Regions from separate parts of the Homo sapiens genome. Here region 2 is linked to region 1. A link is a loop called in an ENCODE intact Hi-C map of the cell type or tissue named here. Cell type or tissue: Calu3. All regions are shown on one strand. Each heading gives the region's core, and the rest is flanking DNA. Links, peaks and the distances in the headings are about the cores only.

The links. Peaks named below come from ENCODE experiments on the same cell type or tissue, not always from the same donor. Only the 100,000 strongest peaks of a DNase experiment are listed, where the experiment ranks them.
Region 2: it touches region 1 in a loop (15-fold over the local background); 1 of 110 quality-filtered maps calls a loop at or near these places.

Annotation. Positions count from the first base shown.
Region 1 is chr15:82,232,143-82,237,533 of GRCh38, forward strand. The region is part of intron 7 of EFL1 (elongation factor like GTPase 1); the gene reads right to left. Among named protein-coding and RNA genes, the nearest start is that of EFL1, 28 kb to the right of the region's middle. In Calu3, for the core only: no CTCF peak of the experiment used is centred there; no DNase peak of the experiment used is centred there.
Region 2 is chr15:84,096,836-84,102,226 of GRCh38, forward strand. It overlaps the pseudogene EFL1P1. Among named protein-coding and RNA genes, the nearest start is that of GOLGA6L4, 140 kb to the right of the region's middle. In Calu3, for the core only: no CTCF peak of the experiment used is centred there; a DNase peak (open chromatin) is centred at 2,476.

The sequences.
Region 1 (5,391 bases), core at 197-5,196:
AACCACTGTGGACTGACTTCCCAGGCACTCTCCAACCTAACCTTAGAAGGGAGCCCTATTTGTTAGTAGTGATGCTCCCTGGGGCCTCAATAATACAGCTGAAGCTTTGCTCTCCATATTGGCGACTTGGGTCTATTCTTAGATGGTTAAAACCAGAGATAATGACTGAGCGATGAATACATGAAACCTGTGACATTTTCTTTCTTTTAAATTTGAATTATTTTTTCACCTGATATAGGACCAATTTTTGTATATCCTTCACTGACACTTAAATTCTGACTTTAATTATTCTATTCATATGGTTCATGTTCCTGTCTACTAACCTGTGAAAATCGCCCCCAAACCATGTGCCTACAGAGTTCTACTTATAGTTCTATTTTTGCCTCATGCACTTTGTTGTTATGATAATTGATAGTTAATCTCTTCACTAGTAAATGTGTCAATTATCTATATGAAAATGATCCTTATGCCATAATTCATTTACCATAAATCCTATTTTATTGTTAATATTGCCAAACCTCTCTTTTCATTCACATTTGGTTGACATAATCTGAGCTAAAGCTTTGGTATTTAGCCTCTGTCCATTATGCTTTAAGTTTATCTCTTTTATGTAGCAAACTTATGGATTTATTTTTTTAATAAAATTTCCTTTCTAAAAAATATCTCCTTAGTAGGGGATTTCATACATTTATTGGTATAATCATTTATTGGTACAACTGTTTTGATCAGTTAGATTTCTGGTGTGGTTTCTATTCTTCCAGGATTTTTTTTTAAATGTTGATTTGTGTTACCCAGACTGTATTATACATTATTTTATCTTTTATAATATGTCAGATAAATATCCTGCTCTTAATTCTGAAAGTGGTAAACTTAAAGATTTTTATAAATAAACACTCTAAAACCTCTATCAAAATCATAAATTATAGTAAGACATTTGCCCATTTGCTTAGGCTAGGCTCTTCTAGTCCACCATATTAAATATTCACACATGTGTACACATACGGGTACACAAATCTTTCAAAAATCTTGTTGCTTATCCTTTTCATTCTTTTTTATCCCGTAGTTACTACAAAATTTGCTTAACATCAACCCATTCGACATTACTGCTAGTGTTTTTATTTATTTTTGTCATTAGTTACAATTTTTAAACACTGACAATTTCTAGCACTTCCCCATTCTTGAATTCTATTTTAATTCATTTCCTCTACAGAGTAACTGCAAGCAAGATTCTAAGAGACCTGCAGAAAGATTTATATTCCAAGACTACTGATCTATTCATTGCCTATCTTCCTGAATGACAACTCAGTCAAGTATGAAATTACTGAGCCACACACACCCTTTTGCCCTCCAAGCTACCCAGTAGATTAATGTTAATTACAGAATTCTAATACTCAGTTACACAAAGACAAGTAAATCTATTACAAAGGGCTTTTCATTTCTCTTCTCTCCTGTCCCTCTTCTATAAGGTTGAGGACTCAGTTCTATGTATCTAAAACAAGAACTTAGATTCTTGATGCTACCCATCCAAGTCAATATGCTTCTGCTTTTCAGAGCAGACTCTCCCAGATTAACATCAATTAACAGGATAGATTTCGGGAGAAGACCTAGGTTCAGCCTCTAGTCACACTTCTTAATCCTTTCCCACTGCAGAGTTTATAGAACCATCTTGCAAATTCTGGAATGTGCTCATTTTCCACCTTTTGTGACACATGCAGCTGTCAACTTGGCCTATTCACTGACATTTTAGAGGAAAAGGGGAAGGAAAAAGTCTCTGGTGCTTTCATTTCCACCACTACTTTCCCATAAATTCACATATCAACTTGTTGAGAACAGACAGTAGCCAATCTCTAAATCTGACCTTGTCTAATACAGGGGAACATTCATTTATTGGCTGATAGTATCTAAAAATGTCAAAAGTAAGGGCTATGTAAATTACCCTTATTCTATCCATTCAACTTTCTCCCTATTCCCTGTCCTTCCACAATAAACTTCCCCCAATTTGTGTGATTTAGACTAAAATTAGCATAAAACATTGAATTACTTATGAAAATCAATGTAAGAAAGGGACAAGCCTCCCATCTTGTGGCTTATTAGCAGAATGCTCACAAATCAGGAAATCAACAAGTACGACCGTATTATATGACTGAATGAATCACTGTGAATGAATCTAAAGAAAGTCTTGAAATCATCTTAGCCCAATATTCTTGTTTTTTCAGATAAGTAAACTGAGGCCTAGAAAGGTGATAATGACAACCCATCAACCATATATGAAAAGTACAAATTCTCAGCAGGTTCACAATTTCTATTTTCATCATATATGCATTACTTCAATTTATTTAGCTCTAGTATCATCTTTCGGGCATCAAATGGACTAAGATATCTATAATTTATTACAAACAGAAAATTATGATATTATATTACACTGCCCTGCCCAAGACAAAATCTGGTCAAAGGGAAATTGGAGAACAAGTTCCTGTAAAAAGGAAAATACATTTTAAAAAACGGAGCCAGAGATTTGTTAGGCTACACCCAAGCCTTGCATTCTAGTCAGCTCCTGATCCTTTCTTTCTTTCCAATTCTAAGTCATACTGATATAAATTTCATGAAGAGACTCTGTTTTCTCCTAGTGCATCATTTCTAGTTCTATGATCCCTGCAAATTACATGCAATATCAAGCCCACAACTAAAGTTAACTACAGTTATGGTCCCACTACTATTTATCCAAACCACAGACATTTTTCTCAAAGTAATAATCTTTTAACTACATTTGGATTTTTTGATTCCACAAGTCAGAAACTGTTGCAGTTTAAAAAATGTGATCAATTACCTACTCCATTCTGAAATCCAATGTCACTGTTAACATGGCCTCAGCATGTGCAAATTCGGGAGAGGCAATAAGAAGAAATAAGGATCCTTATACCCCATAGGGAAGACACCAAGAGAAGAACCATGTCAAGAAAACACAGGCTTCAGACTCAGGCAGACTTTAATCTTAATATCAACTCTGCCTCTTAGCAGCTGAGTGATGCTGAACAAAAGTTACTTAATGTTCTTGAGACTTAGATAATAGATAGTAATATCTGTTTCAAAGGAGTGTTGTCAGAATTTGGTGAAATAATTTAAATAAAGTGAGTAACTCAATATTTAGCATATGTACATCCTCAATAAAGCTAGACTAACTTTTGCTACTGTTGGTATCAAAGTTGATATAAATATATTTGTTCATCTATGTACAAATAACTTTAAGAAGATAAACAAAAAACTGACATGAAATAAACTGAGCTAAGGAATAAGGTGGGATCCCTTTGTGGTATACATTTGAATTTACTCAAGAATAAAGTTAAAGTTAAAAATCAATTGTATATAAAATCTATAAAGAAATGCAAGACTGGCTCAATATTAAAAAACATCAATCAATGTAATATACCATATTAACAAGCTAAAGAAGAAAAATCATACAAATATATTAATTAATACAGAAAAGGTATGTGACAAAACTTGACACATTCATAATAATGACATTCAGAAAAATAAGAATATTAGGGGACTTCCTCAACTTGATAAAGGACATCTAAAAACAGCCTGCAGTCCTAACATTATTTCTAACGGTGAAAGGCTTAATGCTTTCCTCCTAAGACCAAGAACAAGGCAAGGATGCCCACTCCCATCAATGTCAGTCATATAGTGCTGGAAATTCTAGCCAGTGCAATCAGCAAAAGAGAAAACAGCATGCAGATAGAAAAGGAAAAAAATACAACAACCCCTATTTGCAGACATGATAGTCTCATAGCAAATTCCAAAATATCTACAAAGAACTGCAAGTGAGTTCAGCAAGGTGACAGTATACAAGATCAACATACAAAAATTAATTGTATTTCTATATACTAGATGAATGTGCTAACACCAAAATTAAAAATATCATTTATAATCATTCAGAAAAATGAAAAATTAAGTGTAAATCTAACTCAACATGTACAGCACTTGGATGCTGAAAACTACAAAATGCTCATAAAAGAATTTTTAAAAATTTTAAATAAAAGGAGAGGCATAGTGTTCATGGAATAGAAAAAATTCAACATAGCAAAGATGTCAAAATTCTCCCCAAATTAACAGGTTTACCAATCAATTTCCATCAAAATCCTAGCAAAATGTTTTTGCAGATATAGGTAAGATTACTATAAAATTTACATGGAAAGGCAAAGGCCTTGAACAGCAAAAGAAATTTTGAAAATTAAAAATAATGTGGACAGAAATAATCTACCTGATTTCAAGACTTATTATGCAGCTACACTAATCAAAATTATGTGGTACTGTTGGAAAGACAGACACATAGATTAAAGGAACAGAACAAAACACTCAGAAACAGACCCACACAAGTATGTCCAAGTGATTTTGACAAAGGCACAAAAGCAATTCTATGGAGAATAGATAACCTTTTCAACAAAGCGTTCTAGACTAAATGGAAATCCAAAGGCCCTCTCCTCCCACCAAAAGAAAACCTTAACCCAAGCCTCACACTTTATACAAAAATTAACTCAAAATGGGTCATGGATTAAATGTAAAAAGTAAAACCAAAACTTATAGAAAAAAATGAGAGACAATCTTTAGGATCTAGAGCTAGGCAAAGAGTTCTTCAACTTGACTCTAAAATCAAGATCCATAAAAAGAAAAAATGATAAACGAAACTTCAGCCAAATTAAAAACTTTGCGGACTTTGATGGCTGGGAGCAGTGGCTCATGCCTGTAATCCCAGCACTGTGGGAGGCCGAGGCGGATCACTTGAGGTCAGGAGTTTGAGACCAGCCTGGACAACATGGTGAAACCTGGTCTCTACTAAAAGAAACACAAAAATTAGCTGGCAGTGGTGGTGCACACCTGTAGTCCCAGCTACTCAGGAGGCTGAGGCAGGAGAATCGCTTGAACCTGGGAGGCGGAGGTTGCAGTGAGCCAAGATTGCGTCACTGCACTCCAGCCTGGGCAACAGGGCAAGACTCTGTCTCAAAAAACAAAACAAAACAAACAAAACAAAAAACAAAAAATAAACGTTGCTCATTTTGAAAGACACTGTTAGAGGATATGAAGTCAAACTACAGACTGGGAGAAAATATTTGCAAAGCACATATGAGACAAAGGACTACTGTTTAGAATAGAAAAAACTCTCAAAATTCAGGAGTACGAAGAAAACACATTAAGAAAATGGGAAAGGATGTGAAAAGACTTTTCACCCAAGAGGACCTACAGATGACAAATCAGCACATGAAAAGATGTTCAAGGTAAACCAGCTGTTAGGAAAACGCAAATTAAAACCACAATATCATATTAGTACACACCCAACAGAATTGCTAAAATGAAAACGGTGACAACACCAAACGTGAACATTTGGAGAAACTG
Region 2 (5,391 bases), core at 172-5,171, 1.9 Mb after region 1:
AATACATAAATCCTTCTTTCAGCCCCACATTCCTCTGCATGTTTCCTCTTCCCGCTTCTTAGTCAAAGTTATACTACAATTACTCTCTCAATTACTCTGATGATATGACCCGCACCTTATACTAATGACGTGCATTAGCAGTGTGAAATTGATCCTTGATCTATGACTCTCCAGGGTAATGCTAGGCATAGAGATATTATAAGTAAGTGTCAACCTTTTTTTTACTCCAGGGTTTCTTATTCTGGTTCTTATTCTTATACCCTTCCAAGCAAAACTGCCAATGATCAAAGGAATCAAGACAATGTGGATGTGTAATTATTAGATTTACTATCTACACAGCAGGCCTTCAAAGGTGGAGAAGTTCTCAGTGATGTCAGAGTTCAGGGTGTGGCCACAGTACTGGGTGGCAGGTGTGGACTGGCATCATACTGAGAAAAACCAAAAGCGGGTGAGGCCAAATGTAATCAGAAGTGCTCTGTACGTGGTCTAGTTTCATGTTGGAGGAAGGTCTGGAGAGGTCTTCGGGTTGGGTTTGTGCAGCAAAAGAAAACTTAATCAGTTTGCTATTCATAGTTGTTTCTAGATCATTTTTCCTCTCATTTTCCTAACCCCTGTCACTTTTTTTTTTTTTTTTTAAGACAAGAGTCTCATTCTATCACCCAGGCTGGAGTGCAGTGGTGATCATAGCTCACTGCAGCCCAGAACTTCTAGACTCAAGCAGTCCTCCTGCCTCAGCCTCCCAAGTAGCTAAGACTACAGGCATGTGCCACCATGCCTGGCTAATTTTTTAAATTTCTTATAGAGATGACGGTCTTGTTATGTTGTCCAGGCTGGTCTTGGCTCAAGTGATCCTCCTGTTTTGGCCTTCCAAAGCACTTGGATTATTGGTGTGAGCCACTGTGCCTGACCCCATCTCAGTTTTGACACATACCATCAGAGTCAACCACCCTTCACCTCTCCTTGTGGCAGTCTTCTCATAAAGATAGTTATCCTGTTACCTGTATCAGCTTTATAGTTGTGCTTTACAATTCTGTCAAATAAGCCATATTAGTTGATTTATAACTTACAAAGTTATACATTGATTTAAAATGTAAAAACATAGTATTAAGATATAAAAGGTAACCAGGTTCAGTGGCTCACATCTGTAATCCCGGCACTTTGGGAGACCGAGGCAGAAGGATCACTTAAGGACAGGAGTTTGAGACCTGCCGGGGCAACACAGTGAAACCCCATCTCTACAAAAAATAAAATAAAAATTACCCTTGTGTGCCTGCAGTCCCTGCTACTCTGGAGGCTGAGGCAGGAGGATCGCTTGAGCCCAGGAGTTTGAGGCTGCAGTGAGCTATGATTGTGCCACTGCATCCAGCCTGAATGTTACAGTGAAACCCCGTATCTTAAAAAAAATTAAAAAATAAAAGTGGTATTTCCTGTGGAGGGAGACTTTTGGTTACAGTTGGTGTACAACTTATGTATATAATAGTTATAAGTTCATACATAAGGAATTTAGGAACATGTCTTCAGATAACTCAGGTTCTGCCTGTATTTCTGTTATTTTCGTTGTCAGGCAAAATACTCTACCATACACTGAAACATAAAGGACACTTTCAGGAGGTTCAGATCTTCTTCCATAACTTCAGTGTTTCTTTTTTATTTTATGGAAAGTTTTCTCTCGTCAGGTTTCTATGTATGCGTTAGTGAACATTTCCAGTGTTTTGGAAGTTGAACACTAAACTCCTTACATGAAGTTTTACTGAATACAGAGATGTTTTGGCAGGTCCTAGTGACAAATGTGCACCTTCTGTGAGACAATTATCCATGGCACTTTAAAACCATGGGCAAGGGAGCAATTCTTTTCCCATAACTCCCTATTAGCAGCAGAAATTGTCTGGAAGATATCTCCCATAATTAACTTCAGGTCTTCCAATTTTTTTTTCAGTTCCCTGGAATATAAAAAGATTGAATTGTTGCTTGACTGATTAGATCTGTGCCTTGAAATGAAGCAGTTTAGTTTGGAATGCCTGGGAAGTAAAGCAGCAGCATTCTGTCCCTGAATGCTGTTGCAGGGATTAGTTCAATATGTAGCTTCAGGACTTTGTTACAAATCAGAAAGATCATTTAGCATGCTTAAAAAATTTTGTCTCCTGAAAAGTGTTATGCATTTTCTACTTTTTAAATAATTTCCACTAGCAATAATAATAATATCTAGCATGATAAGCCCTGTAATTGTTTTTATGTATTTTTTAATTTGATCACACATACACAAAAGTGGTAAATGGCATTTTTTAAAGAGACATAATGTGGCTGAAGTCACAGCAGAAGAGCTGTGCTTGTGGACTTTTTTTCTCTAATGGATATGGGACTTCTTTCCCCAACCTTTGAAATTTAGGTTAAAGTTGTTTGGAAAGGGTTAAGATGAAAAAGGCGTTGAAAGAGGAATTGGGAGGCCTGGCTCAGAGCCAAGCCTTTGTCAGCTGTGTAACTGACCATGGCATTTCCTCTTTCTCACCATTGAATACATTTGAGAAACTCCAGGTTAAACAGAGTTGGACAGACTTCTCACAGGGCTTCTCTGAACCTTTAGTATGTATGTGTGATGTGAGCTCCAAGGCTGGCTGTATTTGTCAGCTGTATTATTTGATCAGACACTTAGTTTTGAGGATGTAGATTTTCAGGTGGAAACACTTGGTGTATCATTAGCTTTCAGTTCCTCTCTAGATCTGAACCTGCCCTTCCTGAATGAATTTCAAAGAATCTGGAAATGGACGCGTACTTAGGGGAGCATAGATAAGTAGATAGGTATTCGTTTTTCTGACTATTCCCTAAAAGGTCTGTAACTCCAATAAAAGGTAAGAGCACTGTTGTATAGGAAGCCTGAAATGTCTGTACGAGTGCATTTTTAGACTCTGTAAAGAACTTGACTGGAGACCCAGTCTCTGAAACTTCAGTATCAGGTCCCGGTCGTATCACAAAGGATGGAAAAGTGCTTGAAGTTCTCCCACTCTAAAGTCTGGAGTTTAGCCAGATGAATAGGCAAGTGTTGTTTCCCCAGTTGCAAAGTATGAAGGAATCTAAGACCCGAGAAGTGACTAAGATGGTTCGATAGCCCTGGGTGTATTTCTGGCTTGCTTCTTTTGGGACCTTGGGTCAGTCTCTTACCTTTTGAGGGCGTTAGCATGTTTTTCTATGGAATAAAGGCTTAGGCTGAGAAAATGCTGAGTGATTCTAAGAATCTCACAGCTTTAATTTTGTATGATAGGACCCTAGACCACTACTAGACATGCTCCTTTTTCTCTGGTGTACTTGGTTGAGATCACGATACTTATCGAAAATGTTGACTAGGAGAACTGGTGTGAGATCTGACAGTGAAAGGCTCGATTGAGGTCCAGTGGGCCATTGCTCCAGGGCTCTGGTTATTTGACTTCTTGGATTTTCACTGGATATCTCCATGGTCTTCTCTGGTTGGAGCCTTCTCTGGTGGTTTCAGCAGAGCAATGGTTCCTCATAAAGCAGTTTGCATGAAAAGACCAGGAGGCAGCGGGGAGGAGTGGTACTGAAGAAGGCAGTCTGTTGCTAACTGATGGCAGTCTTTCCCACTGAGCCTCAGTACACTTGGGAATGCTTCACCCAGTGTTTTAGGAATTCATTAGCAGTGGAATCTTGGCATGTGAGGTGAAAGTTACTGCCTTCTGAGTGTAGTGGTTAGAGGTATGGTCTTTGGAGTTAAGTGGATTTGAACTTATGCTCTATCATTTTGAATTGTGTGATCTTAGTCAACCTCAGAATTGGATTCTAGCTGGATGTCCTTGAGAAAAATACTTAACTTTTCTGTGCCTTAGTTACCTGCTATATAAAATTGGGCTAATAGTTGTAACTACTACAGGGGATTGTTGTAAGTAAACATCAGATAATTTCTGTATTATGCTTAGAACAATGCCAGCCATGAATAGGCAGTCCACAGATGTTAAGCGCTGGTTGTGGTTATTGTTGTGGTGGTGTTTATCATCAGTATCACCTAGGGCACAAGCGAAGTCATTAAAATTATATTGGGGGAAAATCCTTTAAATGGCCCATAAATTGCAGGTTGAGCATCCCAAATCTGAAAATCCAAAATCTGAAATGCTCCAAAATTCAAAACTCTTCAAATACCAACATGGCACAAAAAGGAAATGCTCATTGGAGCATTTTGGATTTCAGATAAAGGATACTCAACCCTGTAGTCATTCTTGAGTGCATTCAAGTTGATAAACACTGAGTTAAGGGGAGGAGCAAAAGTAAAGTATATCTTTGAGCATTCTAATAGTTATTCTGCCTTTAAAAGAGAATTATATCAAATTTATCAATAATGGGGAATGAGTACAGAATTCTAAAGTATTAACTAATTTTCTGCATGGTATACTAAGTTATGTTTAATGATAACTCTTTATAACCTAAGATGATCTTTTTTTTTCTTGTTTGCCTGGGACTAAGGGCTTTGATTGGATGTAGGAATTTCAGTGCTAAAACCAGACAACTCAGGATGTGCCATCACCCTACTATAAGTTTAATACATTTGTCTGTTGAGACTATTGAAGGAGATATTAATGGGAGAGCACATAGTGCACTGCTTGGCACATAGTAACTGCTCCTTAAGTTGTGGTAGAATTGAGTCTAAATCTTTTGTAGCATTAAGTCTAAATCTACATATTTTGTAGAACTGAGTCTAAATCTAAATCTTGATTGAGCCGATTCATACACTGCTCTTTGATAAATTGTAGGGAAGAACTTGGCCAACTGCTTTGTTGTTCCTTTGAACAGCTTTTACTGTCAGGTTCTTGGGCATTGATTTCTTTCAGTTTCAATTTCCTAAACTGTAAAAGGAGAATAGTAATATGTATCTCACAGGGATATTGTAAGGATTCAATAATATGTGATTAGCACATTAAAAGTGAGTATCACAGTGGCTGGCTCCTACTAAGCTCTTAAGTGGTAACTATTAGAATATTAAAGTCCTTTAACATTTTATATAGATGCTATTTGGAATCAGTAGTCCCATCAGTGGGAAAAGTTGGAATGATAGCTCTTGACTGAGTGTTTGACTCCTTTAGCTCTGCTCAGTTTTTTCTTAGAAGCTTTCAGCTTTCTTATTCTAGAATGCCTGAGGAAGAACATTGTATACCTGCACAACTGAAAATGTGTGTTTACAAATTGTATTTTAGGTAATGAGGAGTACCTGATTAATCTGATAGACTCTCCAGGACACATGGACTTTTCCTCAGACGTATCAACCGCTGTTCGCATTTGTGATGGATGCATCATTGTGGTAGATGCTGTGGAAGGAGTCTGTCCACAGGTAATGGATTGTGGTGAGAAAATACTTAAATGGTTAAGGGTGAGGAAAGAGGGGGAACTGAC